3 separate regions of the Homo sapiens genome follow, and all the other regions are linked to region 1. A link is an interaction called in ENCODE POLR2A ChIA-PET data of the cell type or tissue named here. Cell type or tissue: OCI-LY7. All regions are shown on one strand. Links, peaks and the distances in the headings refer to the core of each region. The heading gives the core; the rest is flanking DNA.

Region 1 (4,998 bases), core at 1,701-4,200:
CACGGTGAAACCCCATCTCTACTAAAAATACAAAAATTAGCCAGGTGTGATGGCACACGCCTATAGTCCTAGCTACTCGGCAGGCTGAGGCTGGAGAATCACTTGAATTGGGGAGGCGGAGATTGCAGCGAGCCAAGATTGCGCCACTGCACTCCAGCCTGGGTGATAAGGCCAGACTTCGCCTAAAGAAAAAAAAGAAAGAAAGAAAATCAATTATATTTCCTTCAAACATAATGAAAAACATCAGCTGAACAAAGATATCTTAAATAAGTGACCAACAAATCTACATAAGGTAAGTCAGATAAATTAAAACCAAAAACGTGATTTTTTTTTTTTTGAGATGGAGTCTCACTCTGTTGCCCAGGCTAGAGTGCAGTGGCATGCCCTCCATCTCCCAGGTTCAAGAGATTCTCCTGCCTCAGCCTCCCAAGCAGCTGAAATTACAAGCGCGCAACACCATACCCGACTAACTAATTTTTGTATTTTTAGAAGAGACAGGATTTCACCATGTTGGCCAGGCTGGTCTCGAATTCCTGACCTCAGGTGATCCACCTGCCTCGGCCTCCCAAAGTGCTGGGATTACAGGTGTGAGCCACTGCACACAGTCAAACATGTGGTTTTTAATCTGTCAGGAAAAAAGTTCCAGAAAAGTGATGTCATTTTATAAATCTCAGATTTAATAAGGATAAAAAATTAGGAGACAGTGTGCTGTACATGATTAGCAGTTTCAGTCAGGAAAAAGGAAGCATCAGTTGCATTAAATTCTGCCTCCAGAAAGCTTTGTTCCTTTAAGTAGATCACTTAAGAGTTTCACTCAAAAATAGTACCTACTATGCTACCCGATGATCTCTAACGTATTTTTCAACTTCAAAACCCAACAGCTCTATGATATCACCGATGAGCTTCTCTAATTCCTTTAATCTCTACCTCTAGTATAAAGATGTTGAACCATAACAATATATTCTAGTGGGCACTTATTATGTATTACGTACTGAGTTGTGTTCCAAGTGTCTTTGCATTAACTTACAGAGTCCTAAAAATCTATGGAATAAAATGCTAATATCCCCATCTGACAACTCAGAAAACTGAGGTTCAAGCATGCTCTTCACTAACTCAGGAAATCTGCATGCTATGATATACATGTCACTTTCACTTATCTACCTTATTCGTTTCCCAAAATTATATTTTAGTAACATTGCACTATATTGCCCTGACATTAAAGACAAAAATTCAGAAATCATTTAATGGCTATTAATTACTAAGCACTAGACACTTCACATATGCAATGGCATGTACTCCTCAATCTGATTAAGTAGCTATTAGGTTATTCCTCTATTTCAGGTGAAAATAGAGGATCTTAGATTAAGACACTGTTCAGTGTCATATGAATAAGTGGCAGACCTGGAATTTGAATCTATAACTCTATTATTCACAAGTCTGTAAACTTAACACCTTATTATACAGTGGTGGTAAATTTGTGATTTAATTAACATTTCCTATTGGTAGCATGCTTTTATGTTCTTTTCCAGGTCTTCAAATATTTCCTATTGAGAATTCATAATTTGGCCAGGAGCAGCAGCTCACACCTACAATCCCAACGCTTTGGGAGGCCTAAGCAGGAGGATCCCTTGAGGCCAGGAATTCAAGACCAGCCTGGTCAACATAGTGAGACTATCTCTATAAAAATTTTAAAAATCAGCTAGGCATGGTGGCACACACCTGTAGTCCCAGCTATTCCAGAGGCTTGAGCCCAGGAGTTTGAGGCTGCAGTGAGCTATGATCATACCACTGCACTACAGTCTGAGGGACAGAGCGAGACCCTATCTCTTAAAAAAACAAACAAACACACAGACAGGCGTGGTGGCTCACGCCTGTAATCCCAGTACTTTAGGAGGCTAAGGGGGGCAGATCACAAAGTCAGGAAGGAGTTTGAGACCGGCCTGACCAACATGGTGAAACTGTCTCTACTAAAAATAAAAAAATTAGCTGGGCATGGTGGTGCACGCTTGTAATCCCAGCTCCTCAGGAGGCTGAGGCAGGAGAATCACTTGAACCCGGGAGGTGGAGGTTGCAGTGAGCCGAGATCGCGCCACTGCACTCCAGCCTGGATGACAGCGCAAGACTCCTTCTCAAACACACACTCATAATTCACCAGAACAGATCATTCAAGAATATTATGCTCCACTAGATCCAAATAGCTACACCTTCAGGCTCTGCCTCTTAAAACAAAAAGGCAGACTGCCAACTCTGTAAATGTTTATTTTTGTGTCCACAATCTAGGTAGTTTCAACACCTAAAAATATTGGTAGCAAGATACATAAAATAAAAAGCTTAGAAATAAGAAAACAAAATAAAAACAAAACTTTTAACATGCAAAGTTTTGTCACATTATACCAAGTGAATCCAAGAGACTATGGTAGAAGCTGAAATGAAACAATTTCTTATTTAATTAAAAATGTTCCCCATAGGCTGGGCACGGTGGCTCACGTCTGTAATCCCAGCACTCTGGGAGGCTGAGGCGGGAGGATCAGAAGATCAGGAGATCCAGACCATCCTGGCTAACACAGTGAAACTCCGTCTCTACTAAAAATACAAAAAAATTAGCCGGGGGTGGTGGCAGGTGCCACCACGTAGCCCCAGCTAATCGGGAGGCTGAGGCAGGAGAATGGCGTGAACCCAGGAGGCAGAGCTTGCAGTGAGTGGAGATCACGCCACTGCAGTCCAGCCTGGGTGACAGAGCGACACTCCGTCTCAAAAAAAAAAAAAAAAAAAAAAAAATTCCTCATAAACCCATGATTAAATAGAAGGTATATGCATGCAAATAGTTAATCTTGGCCAAATCCACATTAATGCTTGATTTGTCTTAAAATGTTAAAAATCTCCCTTATCTGCAACTCTCAAACATAATTTGGCTTTCTCCTATAATATAAATAAATATTCTTTTATTCCTTTTTACCACTCCATTATGCAGAAGATTATAAATATTCTTTAAGAAATATGACCTGGAGGCCGGGAGCGGTGGCTCATGCCTGTAATTCCAGAACTCTGGGAGGCCGAGGCGGGCAGATCACCAGATCAGGAGATAGAGACCATCCTGGCTAACAGTCTTTACTAAAAATACATAAAATTAGCCAGGCGTGGTGGCGGGCACCTGTAGTCTCAGCTAGGCAGAGCTTGCAGGGAGCCGAGATTGCACCACTGCACTCCAGCTGGGATGACAGACTGAGACTCCGTTTCAAAAAAAAAAAGGAAAAAAGAAATAAGACCTGGTATTGGCCGGGTGAGGTGGCTCACTCCTGTAATTCCAGCACTTTGGGAGGCCGAGGCAGGTGGATCACGAGGTCAGGAGTTCGAGACCAGCCTGACCAACATGGTGAAACCTTGTCTCTACTAAAAATACAAAAATTAACCAGGAGTAGTGGTGTGTGCCTGTAAGTAATACCAGCTACTCAGGAGGCTGAGGTAGGAGAATTGCTTGAATTTGGGAGGCAGAGGTTGCAGTGAGCCGAGATCATGCCACTGCACTCCAGCCTGGGTGACAGAGTGAGACTCCATCTCTCACACACACAGAAGGAAGGAAGGAAGGAAGGAAGGAAGGAAGGAAGGGAAAAATATGGTTGGCCGGGCGCGGTGGCTCATGCCTGTAATCCCAGCACTTTGGGAGGCTCAGGCGGGTGGATCAACTGAGGTCAGGAGTTTGAGACCAGCCTGGCCAAGATGGTGAAACCCCGTCTCCACTAAAAATACAAAAATTAGCCGGGCGCAGTGGTGGGCACCTGTAATCCCAGCTACTTGGGAGGCTGAGGCAGGAGAATCGCTTGAACCCGGGAGGCAGAGGTTGCAGTGAGCTGACATCACGCCACTGCACTCTAGGCTGCGTGACAGAGCAAGACTCCATCTCAAAAAAAGAAAAAGAAAAAAAGAAAGAAAGAAAAAAAAAGAAATATGACCTGGTATTATTTTTATATGGGGCTAAAAATGACCAAAACGTAAAATATAGTACATATAAGAGGAATTGACATGAATAATTTTACACATAAATTATTATAAATTTCTTTTCCTGTAAACTTAAAATTATTTTTTCCTATGGCTGATAAAAACATCGAACAGACTCCTAATTATAACTCACTTGTACTTAACGTACTTTAAAACAGAAAATGACGCTGACTACCAATATTTTTCTTCAAGTTGTTGGCATGGCTATTAAGCTCAGTCAAGGGTAAACACCTCTTGAGTTTTAAATACTCCAGGTAGAAGACATTTAAACCTGTAATTATGAAGTAAGTTTTCTTTATATGGATGAAATAATTAAATGAAACGTAAAGAGCTTAATTACCATGCCAATAGACCTACTAGGTACTCTAAAAAACATGACTTCTGGGCTGGGTGCCGTCGCTCATCCTTGCATTCCCAGCACTTTGGAAAGCCCAGGGGGACAGATCACCTGAGGTCAGGTGTTCCAGACCAGCCTGGCCAACATGGCGAAACCCCTTCTCTACTAAAAATACAAAAATTAGCCGGGTATAGTAGTATACGCCTGTAATCCCAGCTACTCGGGAGGTCGAGGCAGGAGAATCATTTGAACCCAGGAGGCAGAGATGAAATCGGGCCATTGCACTCCAACCTGGGCAATGGAGACTCCGTCTCAGAACAAAACAAACAAAACAAAATAACAACAACAAAAATTACTTCATTTTGGCTGGGCGCGGTGGCTCACGCCTGTAATCCCAGCACTTTGAGAAGCCGAGACGGGAGGATCACGAGGTCAGGAGATCGAGGCCATCCTGGCTAACACGGTGAAACCCCATCTCTACTAAAAATACAAAAAATTAGCTGGGGGGTGGTGGCGGGCGCCTGTAGTCCCAGCTACTCGGGAGGCGGAGGCAGGAAAATGGCATGAACCCACGAGGCAGAGCTTGCAGTGAGCCAAGATCGCGCCACCGCACCCCAGACTGGGCGACAGAGCAAGACTCGTCTCAAAAAAAAAAAACCCTTCAT
Region 2 (5,227 bases), core at 2,728-5,227, 210 kb after region 1:
GTTATGACAAATTATTATCGTGAGGGAAAACAAGTGTAGCCAGCTACCTTAAAAAATGCCCCAACCACTGCTTCTCAATATAGAAAGACTAAAACTACCTACCGTTTAGCATATGACAAATCCCATCTCTGTACCCTGAAATTCCCCTAGTTTCATTCATTAGAAGGGTATTAAAAAAGACTTATAGCAGCATTCGGCTTTCTTGTGAAATATCCAGCATCTTAAATATTATTTTCAATTCTTTTTTTGTGAAGCTAGAAATCGACTTCAGAATTTGTGAGACTAGGGGGAAAATAACCCATTCAAAACTATTCTAGAAGTTGTTTTTTGGCAGAGTAGCAGGTATCCAAGTTAAAAATAGGTGGGACAGTTAGTTGCTTTGTGGTCTTTTCAAAGTTTAAATTGTTTTTTGTTCCCCGTTTCTACTCCTGAGTGATGTGGGCAGAGGCTCTGGCCCCTGCCCCTACATTTCTCAGTAGTTGCTTTTGTATTCCTGTGGCAAGGCTTGAACAGATGTGAGTTGATGAGGACTTTCCCAAAATGGCCTTTATAAATAATCCCACTATGTATCTTCTTTTTCAGTCTGTGAGATCTAAAAAGGAAAACACCTGGTGTTCTGGTAGAACCAGAAGCCATCTCCATAACTGAGCCATCGTCTGACTAGTTGCTGTAACAAGGAGGCACTTGAGGTGGTACTGTGAGCATCATCATTGCAATCTTTACCTTTCTTCTGCAGTTTATTGGTCTGGTTGCTTTTTATCCTGTTCCCAGATACAGTTTTCACTCTCTTTGGTTTCAGTGTAGTATTTAGACTGGGTCCAGCCCTGCATCTGCCACATGAATCCAGGGTTTTTTGATCCTGCTGGCAACGTCTTCCATCTTTTCACAAGCAGAACACAGGCATCGCAGATGTCTCATGCAGCCCCAAAGAGCTCTGGAAGTCCTTTTCATAGCGTTTACTGTCAGTGAATCAAGAACTGGAGGACTTAGCTCTGCAAACACAACAGCCCTCTATACTTCGGTACATCTTTGGCTTGGGAAAAACTAAACATCTTTTTTCTGGGCAATAGTCTTCCAAAAGCATCCATTCCATAAGAAACAACATCCTGGAGATGCAGAGTGCACGCCAGGCCAGTCCCTCTGTAAGCCCTCCCTCTTCAACTGCCTTGTCTAGAAAAATTGGCCCATTACCTTTTGACCTTTCTTCTTATCTAATAAATGCATTTCAGGCTAAATTGCCCTTAAGTACTGATTGAGTTGCATCCATCAATTTCGATATGCAATATTCTTAATTGTTATTCAGGTCTGAATATTCATAATTTTCTTTATGATTTATTTGTGGACCTATAAATTATTTACATGACCTTAAATATTTCTCTAACATATATGGTTTTGGAGTCTATTTCTCAACTATTGGTTTCTAATTTTACAGTACTTTGATCACAAAATGTGGTCTGCTGCACAATGTTTTGAATTTGTTGAATCTTGCTTTGTGAGGAAGTCTCTAGTAAATTTTTGGTAAGTTATTCATGTGTCCTTGAAAATAAAATGCATTCTTTAATTTTTGGTGTAGAATATAAGTTGCAATCTGTTTGATAAAGTTTATTAATTGTACTACTTAAGTGTCTATTTTCTTTTTGATTTTTATTCAGTATTGTAAGATGTTAAAATCTTCCTTCCATGATTATGGATATGTTCATTTCTCCTTGTGAGTCTTTGGTTTTGCTTTATATATTTTAAGGCCATGTTATTATAGACTATTATAAGACTATTATATCTTTTTAAAAAAATTATTCATTTAATCATTACATCATGTTTTCTCCCTGAAATTTATTTTTGTCTGATTTAATATGACTATTTATTTATTTAGTTTATTTTATTATACTTTAAGTTCTAGGGTACATGTGCACAACGTGCAGGTTTGATACATAGGTATACATTTGCCATGTTGGTTTGCTGCATCCATTAACTCATGATTTACATTAGGTATTTCTCCTAATGCTATCCCTCCCCCAGCTCCCCACCCCCTGACAGGCCCCAGTGTGTGATGTTCCTCGTCCTGTGTCCAAGTGATCTCATTGTTCAATTCCCACCTTTGAGTGAGAACATGCAGTGTTTGGTTTTCTGTCCTTGTGATAGTTTGCTGAGAATGATGGTTTCCAGCTTCATCCATGTCTCTGCAAAGGACATGAACTCATCATTTTTTACGGCTGCATAGTATTCCATGGTGTATATGTGCCACATATTCTTAATCCAACCTATCATTGATGGACATTTGGGTTGGTTCCAAGTCTTTGCTATTGTGAATAGTGCCACAATAAACATATGTGTGCATGTGTCTTTATAGTAGCATGATTAATAATCCTTTGGGTATATACCCAGTAATGGGATGGCTGGGTCAAATGGTAATTCAGGTTCTAGATCCTTGAGGAATCACCACACTGTCTTCCACAATGGTTGAACTAATTTACACTCACACCAACAGTGTAAAAGCATTCCTATTTCTCCATATCTTCTCCAGCACCTGCTGTTTCCTGACTTTTTAATGATTGCCATTCTAACTGGCATGAGATGGTATCTCATTGTGGTTTTGATTTGCATTTCTCTGATGACCAGTGATGATGAGCATTTTTTCATTTGTCTGTTGGCTGCATAGATGTCTTCTTTTGAGAAGTGTCTGTTCATATCCTTTGCCTGCTTTTTGATGGGGTTGTTTGTTTTTTCTTGTAAATTTGTTTGAGTTCTTTGTAGATTCTGGATATTAGCCCTTTGTTAGATGGGTAGATTGCAAAAATTTTCTCCCATTCTGTAGGTTTCCTGTTCACTCTGATGGTAGTTTCTTTTGCTGTGCAAAAGCTCTTTAGTTTAATTAGATCTCATTTGTCTATTTTGGCTTTTGTTGCTACTGCTTTTGGTGTTTTAGACATGAAGTCCTTGCCCAAACCTATGGTATTGCCTAGGTTTTCTTCTAGGGTTTTTATGGTTTTAGATCTAATATTTAAGTCTTTAATCCATCTTGAATTAATTTTTGTATAAGGTGTAAGGAAGGGGTCCAGTTTCAGTTTTCTACATATGGCTATCGAGTTTTCCCAGCACCATTTATTAAATAGGGAATCCTTTCTCTATTTCTTGTTTTTGTGAGGTTTGTCAAAGACCAGATGGTTGTAGATGTGTGGTGTTATTTCTGAGGCCTCTCTTCTGTTCCATTGGTCTATATCTCTGTTTTGGTACCAGTAGCGTTGTAGCATAGTTTGAAGTCAGGTAGTGTGATGCCTCCAGGTTTGTTCTTTTTGCTTAGGATTGTCTTGGCAATGCGGGCTCTTTTTTGGTTCCATACGAACTTTAAAGTCGTTTTTTTCCAATTCTGTGAAGAAAGTCATTGGTAGCTTGATGGGATGGAATTGAATCTATAAATTACTTTGGGCAGTATGGCCCTTTTCATGATATTGATTCCTCCTATCCATGAGCATGGAATATTCTTCCATTTATTTGCATCCTCTTTTATTTCCTTGAGCAGTGGTTTGTATTTCTCCTTGAAGAGGTCCTTCACATCCCTTGTAAGTTGGATTGCTAGGTATTTTATTCTCTTTGTAGCAACTGAGAATGGGAGTTCACTTATGATTTGGCTGTTTGTCTGTTAATGGTGTATAGGCATGCTTGTGATTTTTGCACATTGATTTTGTATCCTGAGACTTTGCTGAAGTTGCTTATCAGCTTAAATAGATTTTGGGCTGAGACGATGGGGTTTTCTAAATATACAACCGTGTCATCTGCAAACAGGGACAGTTTGACTTCCTCATTTCCTAATTGAATAGTCTTTATTTCTTTCTCTTGCCTGATTGCCCTGGCCAGAACTTCCGACACTAGGTTGAATAGGAGTGGTGAGTGTTAGGGTTAGGGTTAGGGTTGAATAGGAGTGGTGAGAGTGGGCATCCTTGTTTTGTGCTAGTTTTCAAAGGGAATGCCTCCAGCTTTTGCCCATTCAGTATGATACTGGCTGTGGGTTTGTCATAGATAGCTCTTATTATTTTGAGATATGTTCCATCAATACCTAGTTGATTGAGAATTTTTAGCATGAAGGGCTGTTGAATTTTGTCAAAGGCCTTTTCTGCATCTGTTGAGATAATCATGTGATTTTTGTCATTGGTTCTGTTTAGGTGATGGATTACGTTTATTGATTTGCATATGTTGAACCAGCCTTGCATCCCAGGGTTGAAGCCAACTTGATCGTGGTGGATAAGCTTTTTGATGTGCTGCTGGATTCTGTTTGCCAATATTTTATTGAGGATTTTTGCATCGATGTTCATCAGGGATATTGGTCTAAAATTCTCTTTTTTTGTTGTGTCTCTGCCAGGTTTTGGTATCAGGATGATTTTCGCCTCATAAAATGAGTTAGGGAGGATTTCCCTTTTTTCTATTGATTGGAATAGTTTCAGAAGGGATGGTACCAGCTCCTCTTTGTACCTCTGGTAGAATGCAGCTGTGGATCCATCTGGTCCTGGACTTTTTTTGGTTGGCAGGCTATTAATTATTGCCTCAATTTCAGAGACTGTTATTGGTCTATTCTGAAATTCAACTTCTTTCTGGTTTAGTCTTGTGAGGGTGTATGTGTCCAGGAATTTATCCATTTCTTCTAGATTTTCTAGTTTATTTGCATAGAGGTATTTATAGTATTCTCTGATGGTATTTTGCATTTCTGTGGGATCAGTGGTGATATCCCCTTTATCATTTTTTATTGCATCTATTTGATTCTTCTCTCTTTTCTTCTTTATTAGTCTTGCTAGCGATCTGTCAATTTTGTTGATCTTTTCAAAACACCAGCTCCTAGATTCATTGATTTTTGAAGGGTTTTTTGTGTCTCTATCGCTTTCAGTTCTGCTCTGATCTTAATTATTTGTTGCCTTCTGTTAGCTTTTTAATTTGTTTGCTCTTGCTTCTCTAGTTCTTTTAATTGTGATGTTAGGGTGTCAGTTTTAGATCTTTCCTGCTTTCTCTTGTGGGCATTTAGTGCTATAAATTTCCCTCTACACATGGCTTTAAATGTGTCCCAGAGATTCTGGTACGTTGTGCCTTTGTTCTCATTGGTTTCAAAGAACATCTTTGTGTCTGCCTGCATTTCGTTATTTACCCAGTAGTCATTCAGGAGCAAGTTGTTCAGTTTCCATGTAGTTGAGCGGTTTTGAGTGAGTTTCTTAATCCTGAGTTCCAATTTGATTGCGCTGTGGTC
Region 3 (5,227 bases), core at 2,728-5,227, 52 kb after region 1:
TTTTTGAGATGGAGTCTCTGTCACTCAGGCTGGCGTGCAGTGGCATGATCTCGGCTCACTGCAACCTCCGCCTCCTGGGTTCAAGTGATTCTCCTGCCTCAGCCTCCCAAGTAGCTGGGATTACAGGCATATGCTGCAACGCCTGGCTAATTTTTGTAATTTTAGTAGAGATGGGGGTTTCACCATGTTGGCCAGGCTGGTCTCAAACTCCTGACCTCTGGTGATCCGCCCACCCTGGCATCCCAAAGTGCTGGGATTACAGGTGTGAGCCACTGCGCCCCACCAAGACCTCATCTTAATTTAATTATATCAGCAAAGACCCTCTTTCCAAATGTGGTCACATTCTGAGGTTCCAGGTAGACATGAATTATTGGGGAACACTATTTGACCTAGCATTTCTTTTTGCTTTCTTTTTTTTTTTTGACACAGGTCTCGCTCTGTCACCCAGGCTGAGGAATGCAGTGGTGCCATCTTGGCTCACCATAATCTCACCTTTGAGGCTCAAGCTATCCTCTCACTTCAGTCTCCTGAGTAGCTGGGACCACTAGTGCGTACCACCATGCCAGGCTCATTTTTTTTTTACATTTTTGGTAGAGACAGGGCTTTGTCGTGTTGCCCAGGCTGGTCTTGAACTCATGGGCTTAAGCAATCTGCCCACCTTGGCCTCCTAAAGTGCTGGGATTATAGGCGTAAGCCACTGCGCCTGGCTAGTATATTCTTTTCCCCTCTCCCCTCCTCTCTTTCTCTCTCTCTCCCTCTCTGTCTCTCAAAGGATGAGGGGAAGCATGAGTGTGTTTATAGATTAAATGAAAGAGTTAGGAGAAAAGAAGAGGTTGGAGATAAATCTTAGATACTTGGTAGGTCAGAGTCTCAGCAGAGAATGGAGAGGTGGGTTGGAGAGCACTGGGGAAGGGGATGGGCCTGGGGCCTGCCTGGGTCACACAGCCTTGCCTGGTCACTGACTCCCAGCCTGATGCGGAATTACTCTCCTCAAGAGCACCCTGCCTAGGTACAGCCTTTCACGGGTCAGCCTTAGCAAAGGCTGTGATGGGAGGGAAGAGGAACATGCCCCAAATGGGATCAAATGCAGGGCTCTGGGAGAGAGCTGACTGGAAGGATGCTTGCATCCTACCCTTCACCTCCTCTCTGGGGTTTCAGGAAAACATAATGATCATAATGATGTTTTTATGTTTCCTGTGATGTTGGTCATCTTCCCCTCCGCAACCCCTGCCTCCCTTCAAGTTTTGCCTGCATCTTATAAACTGGAAAAACCCAAGAAACTCCTAAGTTCTATATAGTTCAGTAGTAGGTAGTGGCCTCTGCCAGTCGGAAAATCCCAGAAACATGGCCAGTTTAAAACCAACACTTGGCCGGGCGTGTGGCTCACGCCTGTAATCCCAGCACTTTGGGAGGCCGAGGTGGGAGGATCACAAGGTCAAGAGATAGAGACCATCCTGGCCAACATGGTGAAACCCCGTCTCTACTAAAACTACAAAAATTAGCTGGGCGTGGTGGTGTGTGCCTGTAGTTCCAGCTACTCAGGAGGCTGAAGCAGGAGAATCGCTAGAACCTGGGAGGTGGAGGTTGCAGTGAGCCGAGATCATGCCACTGCACTCCAGCCTGGGCAACAGAGCGAGACTGTCTCAAAAACAAAAAACAAACAAACAAAAAACCCAACACTGGAAATGGAAATGGACTTATCATTACGGCCCTAGTTCAGCACACACAAGATGTATAGGGAAACCAGTATGATAGGCCTGATGACCCTGGGCAGGTAGTCAAGGGTAAAGTTTCTTAGGTGATGAGAGGCCTGGTACTTCTAGTCTCTAACATGCATTCTTGAGCAGGGATGTGATGTACCCTACAGAGGACACACTGGCCACTGTAGCTGACAACACAGGGAGACCAAGGCCAGGGCAGATGTGCGCAGGACCTTGAAGGCAAGAGAGTTAAAAAAAAAAAAAATCCCTATCTAAGTGGGAGGAGCATCTCCCACTCAGTGCAGTGAGCTGCAGGCATTCATCAGGTGTTCAGTGAGTTCTGATTAGGGACCGTGCTGGCCTTGGAGCTATAATGAGGAACACGTTGTTCCTGCTCACACAGAAACTACAATATTTTGGGGTGTGTATTAGTTCAGTTTCTTTTGGCTTTAGGAAGCAGAAATGACCTTGCAAGCTTGTTGGAGGAATATTAGAGGTTCTTAGAGAATTCGCAGAAGACAGCTTGGGGCCCCTTACTAGCCAGAGGCTAATAACATCCTCTGAAGAGTGCTATTATTTGTGTGAAGGAGTTTCAGTGTCCAATCTTTGTATGACTCAGTCCCAAATTGCTACAGGGAGACTGTGGCCCAGCTCGAGTAAATCATCTGTGGTTCAGGGCTCAGGGTTATGAAGTACACACATGGTTGTCGCAATCCTACCTGTGTGTATTGAGTGCATCCCCACTTCCTTCCCTCTCAGTTGAGTGCCCCAGCGATGGGCAGAATGCATGAACCTGAAAGCCACTGTCTTCTGGACAGAGAGGTAGACAGGTAGACAAGCACCCAGCAATTACAGCTCAGTCATCAGTGCTGTGCTAGGGGAAGCATAGAGTTGTGTGAGAATACATCAGTCAAGACCCATTTGGAGGAAAGGTTTAGAAACCCAGCTTATTATTTTTTAGGGGTTGTTGCAAGTTTTGTTTTTCTTCCAACTTTTAAGTTCAGGGGTACATGTGCAGGATGTGCACGCTTGTTACATAGGTAAATGTCTGCCACGGTAGTTTGCTGCACAGATCAGCACATCACCTAGGTATTAAGCCCCAGCATCCATTAGCTATTCTTCCTGATGCTCTCCCTCCTCCCACCCCCACCCTCTAGAACCCCAACTTAAACCAACTTAGGCAAAAAGAAGGGGACTTACTGGAAGGCTCACACTGAGAAGGATGAGTGGCAGGTGGTATCAAGGTCATTGGAACAGGTGATTTGAGTGCTGCTAGGTCTTCTTTTCTCAGTCTCTCAATTCTGTTTCTCTCTCTGTGTTGTTAACTTCTTTCTCTTAGAAAAGCTTTCTTTACATAGCAAGAAATGTGGCCACTAGCAGTTCCTGAGTCTCACCATCTCCTGGCCTCACCAACAGAGAATAAATAAATCTTTGTTCAGCTTCAGTTACAAAAATCCTAGGGAATGACAAAGATTGATTGGCTTTAGATAGGAGTCCATCCAGCCGGGCGCGGTGGCTCATGCCTGTAATCCCAGCACTTTGGGAGGCCGAGGTGTGTGGATCACCTGAGGTCAAGAGTTCTAGACCAGCCTGGCCAACATGGTAAAACCCTGTCTCTACTAAAAATACAAAAATTAACTGAGCATGGTGGCAGGCGCCTGTAATCCCAGCTACTCAGGGTGCTGAGGCAGGAGAATTGCTTGAACCCAGGAGGCAGAGGTTGCAGTGAGCCGAAATCATGCCATTGCACTCCAGCCTAGGGGACAAGAGCAAGACTTCGTCTCAAAAAAAAAATAAAAAAAAATAAAATATATGAGTCCATCCCTACATCAATGAAGTGTACCTAGAGAAGTAGAATAGTGTAAAACCATATGCCATACTAAAGCTGTATGATGATTTAATGACAAACCAAAATGATTGACATCAAGTACTTTAGGTTAATAGTCCTGTACTAGTTATCTGTTGCTGCATAATTAATTACCTCCAAACTTAGTGGCTTAAAACAACAATAAATATTTGTGATTTCACATAGTCTCTGTGGTTTGAAATTTAGGACTGACTTAGCTGGGTGGGTCTGTCTCAGGGTCTTTCATGAGATTGCAGTCAAGGTGTTGACTGGGTCTGCAGTCATCTGAAGGCTTGACCAGGGCTGGTGGATGCAGTTCTAAGATGGCACACAAGAGTGAGCTCACTCAGTTCCTCCCTATGTGGGTCTTTCCACAGGCAGCTTGAGTGTCCTCATGACACGGTGGCTGCCTTCTCTCAGGGTGAACAAGCCAAGAGAGTGCAAGGTGAAAGCCACAACATCTTTAATGGCCTAGCCTTAAAAATCACACTGTCTCATTTCTGCAATATTCTTTTCATTACACAGGTCAGCCCTCTTAAATGCGGGAGGGGTCACACAAGGATATGAATCCTAGGCTGTGAGAATCACTGGGGGTCATCTTGGAGGCTGGCTACCACATTCCCCAAAACTCATTCTGTAGAATTGGGATGTTAAAAGTTTTTATATGAAGAAGGGCTTTGCAGTCAGTCAGTATTAGAAAGGATACGTTAAAGCAAGTTAAATAGATTTCTTTCTCTCAGTCATTCTATACAGTTTTTAGTACTCTGACTCTCACTTTGAATCTTTCTCTCTCTTTCTCTTTCTTTTCTTTCTTTCTTTCTTTCTTTCTTTCTTTCTTTCTTTCTTTCTCTCTCTCTCTCTCTCTCTCTCTCTTTCTTTCTTTCTTTCTTTCTTTCTTTCTTTTTTTTTTTGACAGAGTCTCACTTTGTCACCCAGGCTGGAGTGCAGTGGCATGATTTCGGCTCACTGCAACCTCCTCCTCCCAGGTTCAAGGGATACTTCCTGCCTCAGCCACCCGAGTAGCTGGAATTACAGGTGTATGCCGCCACACCTGGCTAATTTTTGTATTTTTAGTAGAGATGGAATTTCATGGGGTTTCACCATGTTGGCCAGGCTGGTCTCGAACTCCTGACCTCAAGCTATCTGCCTGCCTCGGCCTCCCAAAGTGCTGGGATGACAGGTGTGAGCTACCGCACCCGGCCTCACTTTGAATTTCTGAAAGAGGGACAGAATAAATAACCGTAGCACAGCTTCCTTCTTTTTTTCTTTTTTCTTTTTTCTTTTTAGAGCTGGAGTCCAGCTGGAGTGCAGTGGCATGATCTTGGCTCACTGCAACCTCTGCCTCCCAGGTTCAAATAACTCTCATGCCTCAGCCTCCCAAGTAGCTGGGACTACAGGTGTGCACCACTACGTCTTGCTGATTTTTGTATTTTTAGTAGAGACGGGGGTTTCACCATTTTGGCCAGGTTGGTCTTAAACTCCTGGCCTTAAGCAATCCACCTGCCTCGGCCTCCCAAAGTGCTGAGATTACAGGTGTGAGCCACTGCGCCCAGCCAGCACAGCTTCTTTCTCATTCTCCAGCTTTTCCCCCAGTGGGCCTTTCTCCGCTCCACCATCTCTCTTTCCTTCCCTCTACAAGCATATCAGACTGCTGTCTGTCTCCTGTTAAAAATATAAGCTT

The links. Peaks named below come from ENCODE experiments on the same cell type or tissue, not always from the same donor. Only the 100,000 strongest peaks of a DNase experiment are listed, where the experiment ranks them.
Region 2: POLR2A ChIA-PET joins it to region 1 with 5 read pairs; 2 of 35 experiments call an interaction of 5 or more read pairs at or near these places.
Region 3: POLR2A ChIA-PET joins it to region 1 with 5 read pairs; 7 of 35 experiments call an interaction of 5 or more read pairs at or near these places.

The regions. Positions count from the first base shown.
Region 1 is chr12:98,518,881-98,523,878 of GRCh38, reverse strand. All of the region lies in intron 1 of TMPO (thymopoietin), which reads right to left. Among named protein-coding and RNA genes, the nearest start is that of TMPO-AS1, 5.2 kb to the right of the region's middle. In OCI-LY7, for the core only: no CTCF peak of the experiment used is centred there; a DNase peak (open chromatin) is centred at 3,178; H3K4me3 peaks cover 2,500 bases; H3K27ac peaks cover 2,500 bases.
Region 2 is chr12:98,313,556-98,318,782 of GRCh38, reverse strand. It overlaps the pseudogene LOC100131529. Among named protein-coding and RNA genes, the nearest start is that of TRD-GTC1-1, 190 kb to the left of the region's middle. In OCI-LY7, for the core only: no CTCF peak of the experiment used is centred there; no DNase peak of the experiment used is centred there.
Region 3 is chr12:98,468,019-98,473,245 of GRCh38, reverse strand. No RefSeq gene overlaps it. Among named protein-coding and RNA genes, the nearest start is that of TRD-GTC1-1, 33 kb to the left of the region's middle. RefSeq lists an enhancer at 3,774-4,143. In OCI-LY7, for the core only: no CTCF peak of the experiment used is centred there; no DNase peak of the experiment used is centred there.